Linked DNA regions of Homo sapiens: region 2 is linked to region 1. A link is an interaction called in ENCODE POLR2A ChIA-PET data of the cell type or tissue named here. Cell type or tissue: OCI-LY7. All regions are shown on one strand. Each heading gives the region's core, and the rest is flanking DNA. Links, peaks and the distances in the headings are about the cores only.

What was found. ChIA-PET counts read pairs that join two places held together with the same protein. Peaks named below come from ENCODE experiments on the same cell type or tissue, not always from the same donor. Only the 100,000 strongest peaks of a DNase experiment are listed, where the experiment ranks them.
Region 2: POLR2A ChIA-PET joins it to region 1 with 5 read pairs; 2 of 35 experiments call an interaction of 5 or more read pairs at or near these places.

The regions. Positions count from the first base shown.
Region 1 is chr20:41,648,415-41,651,333 of GRCh38, reverse strand. No RefSeq gene overlaps it. Among named protein-coding and RNA genes, the nearest start is that of CHD6, 31 kb to the right of the region's middle. RefSeq lists an enhancer at 769-1,286. In OCI-LY7, for the core only: no CTCF peak of the experiment used is centred there; DNase peaks (open chromatin) are centred at 893 and 1,643; H3K27ac peaks cover 599 bases.
Region 2 is chr20:41,281,327-41,284,245 of GRCh38, reverse strand. The region is part of intron 1 of ZHX3 (zinc fingers and homeoboxes 3); the gene reads left to right. Among named protein-coding and RNA genes, the nearest start is that of ZHX3, 35 kb to the left of the region's middle. In OCI-LY7, for the core only: no CTCF peak of the experiment used is centred there; no DNase peak of the experiment used is centred there.

The sequences.
Region 1 (2,919 bases), core at 114-2,613:
TTTCTTGGCTTTTCTCACTGCCAGTTTAGGATTCAGCTTTCTGGGTCTGCGAAGTCAGCCACCATTCATTCATGTGCTTTCCAGCTTCTAAAATTGTATTGCTGCTTAGGGATAGGGATATGTCTGCTCTCCCACACTCTTTATCTTCGTACATTTAAACATTTTACAATTTCTTGCAGTGTTGTTTTTGTAGGGTTTTGGAAGAGAGGGTTAGTAATCAATTGCACTTGTTCAATCTGCCATCTTGAAGCAGGGGTCTTTATGCTGAAGAACAACCAGTACTAAAACATCCAGATCCAGCCTGGGTTCAGATGCTGGCTTTAGTACATGAATAGCTGTTTAACTGTGGGTAAGTTATAGAAACTCTCCATACCTTAAAGCATTCCATGAGAGTTAACTATTATTATTATTATTATTATTATTATTATTATTATTATTATTATACAGTATTTACTATGTGCCAGCACCTATAGCAAAGGCAGTGGGTCTGCCAAGATGAAAATTTCAGATGAGCTGCTGCTCTTTCCAGCCCCAAACAGGTATGACCAGTTTCCCTACTCTGGTCTATATCATGTAAATACAATATGTACCTTAAGTAAATTATCAAGCAGGTGGAAGTTCTAGCTGTGCAAATACAGCTGGTAACAATGTAAATACAGCATTTAAATGAACTAGAGGCCAGCAAGGCAGGGCAGTTGTTTTCAAATGTAGTTGAATCTCTTCTGTTGTGAGTATAACAGCCATGGGCATCATTTCCCCCAAATGACTTACTCACAGATTTATTTCTGAGCATCAAAATCATGTTGTCTATTACTTGTTTTGCAGGGCAAATGACACCATCTGGACCCTGGAAACAGCACATGTTTGGTGCAGTCACCCTCCCCCAAGCCAGCATCTTAAGCAAAGTCTCCTCCCCCTTTAAATGAGCCTCCTTCATGTTTTCCTTTCTTCTGGTCCGCTTGGTTTTCATGTTCCTCTCTCTGCTCTCTTTGTCCTGCTGAGCAGACAGCAAACCTGCAGGTTCTGTGATCCTGCTGCTCAGCTTTAAAACAAAAAACAAAAACAAAACCATGTTGCAATTTGTGAACTTTCTCTCCTGGAAGGCATGAACCATCAGCTTTCCTGAAGGTAGCTACTGCAAAGCACTGGTCTTACAGAAGAAAAGGACTGATGAGGGAAAGAGAAAGGGACACAGACAAAGGAAGGAAGGGAAGCATTCAGAAGGAGGGAGAGAGGCCAGCCGGCCCCCAGGTTGAACCACATACTCAGCCTTTAAAAAACTGGGCTTCTTTAACATGGATGCAAGTACCAGCCAAGGTAGTTCCACTGCAGATTCACCACCGAGATGAAGATGGCTAGACATTTTTCAAATGAGAGTAACTGGGCCTGTACTACAAGACGTATTCAGGCTATTAAGATCTCCATGCCCTGCCATTCCCTCTGCCTGGAATGTTCTTTCTCCAGTACTTTGTATTCTGATGGTTCTCGACCCTAGCTTCAAACCCCAAACCCCTGCTTCTAGATAACAGCCTCACAACAGATAATTCAGGGGCCCACGTATTTACAAGCCTGGGAGGTGATCCTGAAAGCTTTGCAGGTATATTCTTCTTTGGCTCCACCCACGCTCCAGTGAGCACAGCTGCATCTGCTCAGTTATGCTCTCTTCTTCCAGACACTGCCAAAAATGCTGAGATACACAAGATGCCAGGCCTTGAGAATCAATGACAGATCCACAGCTGAACTGCTTGAAGGCAGGGCTTGACCAAGTATCTAGTGTGGCAACTCTTCCAATTTTCCCACTTATAGCATGTTTTCATTTTTCAAATTTCAGAATTTATTATATCCCTCCCCTTTCTCTCTCTCTCTCTCTCTCTGTCTCTCTCTGTGTGTGTGTGTGTGTGTGTGTCTCCCCTCTCTGTCTCCCTCCTCCACCACCACCTTAAGATTCAGACATGTGCCTACTGAACACAAATCTGAATGGAAGTCTCCTCTTTGAACTAGAATTGCCCAAGACGAGGGCCCCATTTACTAGGTTAGCTTGTTCTCTGGTTTCCTTTTGGTTAAGGGTGAGTTTTCTCCCAAGAAGCCCTTATGCAAACTGATGTCTGGTTGGCAAGCTCAATACAGACATACCCAGACATGCCATACCCCCATGTGTGGGCACAGCTGATACCCACTTGATCCCAGTAAAACATTCGTAATCCCTTTCATGCTGTCATTGCTTTCGCCCAACAATTCCACCATAGAGAGTGAAGATAAGATTTTTTTTTATTGACCAGGGCCCTTGGGTGCTTCTTGAGTGTGGCTTTCAGGGACAATGACATCGCATGTTAAATAACTCTTTGCTAAAGAGCTCTGAGTACAAACAAATGTTATCCTCTAACATACCCTAAGAACAAAGTGAGTAGGTTCTATCCCTGTCCTACGCTTTGGCCTCCTGTCTGAGGATCTGTCCCCCCCACTGCATCCCCATCTCATCCATCCCCAGAATTGACTGGTTTAGTCCTGTTGGGTCCCAAGTTACTTGGGGGCAGGCAGAGCTGTCTTTGGCACAAAAGTGGAAGCAAGTCCACATGGATCATCTGGGCCCCAGCCAGTGTCTCAAGGTATAGCCACTGGATCCTTAGATTAACCACCATTTGGGTTCTTGGCTAGTTTCTTGGCTGTAGAGGAAGATTATTCTACTTGCCTTGGGCCATTTCTTCATTCCCTACTTCTGATTTTTATGGTAGGCCCAGGGTGCAAATAGCACAGTTTTCAAGCTGTTCTTTCTTTGGGGGGAATCTCTGCCTGCATTGCACATAACCTCGGGGTCCTGCTCTCCCCTGGGCAATAGCAAGCACTTAATTTATGCTGAACCCATTGGACCCTTTCCCTCTCTGGATTTTGAATCTTGAGCAGAATGATCCAGGAATGAAA
Region 2 (2,919 bases), core at 106-2,605, 370 kb after region 1:
ATAGCATGCTGCTTGGCACCTTGTAAGTACCCAAATGTTTATAAATGCATTTATTTGGTAAACAGCTGTATTCCTTCTTAAGTAATTAGGTAATAGGCGTTCCTTATTTGGTAATTGAAACATTATGAAGCAAGTGCAATTTTCTCATTACTCTGGGGACGCTAACTCATTCTATCACAAAGGTTTGAGAAAAAGACATTTTTGTTTAATAGCCTTTCCTTTTTTCTTTTTTAAAATTACATAAATAATACACAATGCATATATATTAATACTTGTACCCTCCAAAAGATACAGAAGTACAGAGAGTAAAAAGGTTTTCTCTTCTCTCCTCATCTTCTCTCCACTCAAGACCTTTTGAAAGTAATTATCCATTACTGTTCCTAAGAGGAGCTGGGTTCTGGACAGTCTAGGTTGGAGACTGGAGAGTGTGATCCTCATGTTTGTCTTTGACTCACAGTGACCATAGATAAAAGTGATTTTTTTTTTTTTTAGATGGAGACTCGTTCTGTCGCCCAGGCTGGAGTGCAGTGGTGCGATCTCGGCTCACTGCAAGCTCCGCCTCCCAGGTTCACATCATTCTACTGCCTCAGCCTCCTGAGTAGCTGGGATACAGGCGCATGCCACCATGCCTGGCTAATTTTTTGTATTTTTAGTAGAGACAGGGTTTCACTGTGTTAGCCAGGATGGTCTCGATCTCCTGACCTCGTGATCTGCCCGCCTCAGCCTTCTAAAGTGCTGGGATTACAGGCGTGAGCTACCACACCTGGCCCGATAAAAGTGATGTTAATGTTCAGTGACTGTCTCCCCAGGAGATGCATTTGCTTTTGCCCTTAGTGGTGTGTGACCTTGTTTTTATAGGAAGTCATTCAACTGCATAGTTAGTGGAGAGCTGAAACCCTGCATTATGGACTTTGGGAAGCTCTACCACAGCTGGACAGATGTGGAGGAGAGGGCTCTCATTTCCAGGGTATAGAAAATCACTGGCATGTGAATGCACACACACATGCACCCTGATGGCGATGTCTAAAGAGTTTTGAGGCCGGGCATGGTGGCTCACACCTGTAATACTAGTACTTTGGAAGGCCAAGGCGAGTGTATCACCTGAGCTCAGGAGTTCAAGACCAGCCTGGGCAACATAACAAAAACCCTGTTTCTACTAAAAATACAAAATTAGCTGGGCATGGTGGGGTATGCCTGTAATGTCAGCTACTTGGGAGGCTGAGGCATAAGAATGGCTTGAACCCAGGAGACGGAGGTTGCAGTGAGCCAAGATCATGCCACTGCACTCCAGCCTGGGCGACAGAGCAAGACCCTGTCTCCAAAAAATGAATAAATAAATAAAACAATAAAGAGTTGTGAAAGCCTTTGGTTATGCAGTGAATTTTTAGTGTTATTACGTGTACCAGTCTCTAGCTGATCAAAATAATTATCTTTAGGAAATGTTAGAAACAGACATGAGATGTCATGTATTTTATTAGATTCCTTGTTTGCCCAGTTCAATTTCATGCAACGTACCTGGGTTTTAGACTTGATATTTGGCCACCATTTAAAGGTGGACTTCATTAGAGGCATCGAAAGATGAATCGTGGGCTGGGTGCGGTGGCTTACGCCTGTAATCCCAGCACTTTGGGAGGCCGAGATGGATAGATCACAAGGTCAGGAGTTCGAGAACAGCCCGCCCAACATGGTGAAACCCTGTCTCTACTAAAATTACAAAAAATTAGCCAGGTGTAATGGGGCATGCCTGTAATCCCAACTACTCAGGAGGCTGAGGCAGGAGAGTCGCTTGAACCCTGGAGGCGAATGTTGCAGTGAGCCAAGATAGCGCCGCTGTTCTCCAGCCTGGTGACAAAGCTAGACTTCGCAAAAAAAAAAAAAAAAAAAGATGAATTGTGTCTAATGGACCTCTAAGACATTACTTCTCCAGTGTTAAATACGCATAAAAATATGTGGTTGAGGAAGATTGTTACTTGGTAGAGAAGATGAGAAGTTAAGTGATTGCCTTTGGCATTTGCAGCATACCACAGGATCTAGAATTTAAATGAAAAATTAGTCTCGAGCTCAAGCACTGAAAGGGTACTTAATATTTTTTTGACAGCTTGCTGATATATTTATTTTCTGGTCTTCTTCATCTTGGGGTAAATGACATCTTCATGGACTTAGTTGTTAAAGTCAGGAACCTGGGAGTCATCCTAACAACTCTGTCCCTCATGCCCAATCCACAAGAAGGACTACCGATTCTACCTGTAACACATAGGGAATCCATCTTCCCTGCCAGCACCCTAATGTGGGCCACTGTCATCATAGCCCAGGACTTCTGCAATAGCCTTCTGCCTTCTCTCTCAGCTGCTACTCACTCCCATCCACTCTACATTTCAGCCAAAGTGATCTTTTTGGAAACATAAGTCAATTATGTTACTCCCCTGCTTAAAACTTTTAAATGGCTTCCCATTGCACTTAGGATAAAATGTTTAAACACCCATCACTGTTTGCAAGGTGATATGTGACATGGCTGTGGACTAATTAACCTCATGTTGTGCTCGCCTCCATTCACCACCATCCTTCCAGTTCCTGGAGGAAGTCATCCTTTTATTTGAACCTAACTTTCTCTGTAAGCATCAAAATTTAATTACCATCTATGGTTCTTCCGCAAGTAAGAAAGATTTTATGTCTGCTACTCTTTCCTACTCCCAGCTATTTTTCAAAGTTTTTCATTAATTTTCTACATTATATCTTTTTTCTTTCAATAATTCTTATTAGCAATTGCACTTCACCTAATGTGTATTTTATCGATAATTGTGGAGTAGAGCTTTAAACCTATTTCTTTGTTCAGCACTGCTTCTTGTATCCCAAGTCATCTTTTATTTCTTGGATTCAAATTTAATTTGCTACAGTACACCTTTGAGTCTCTTCCTACTT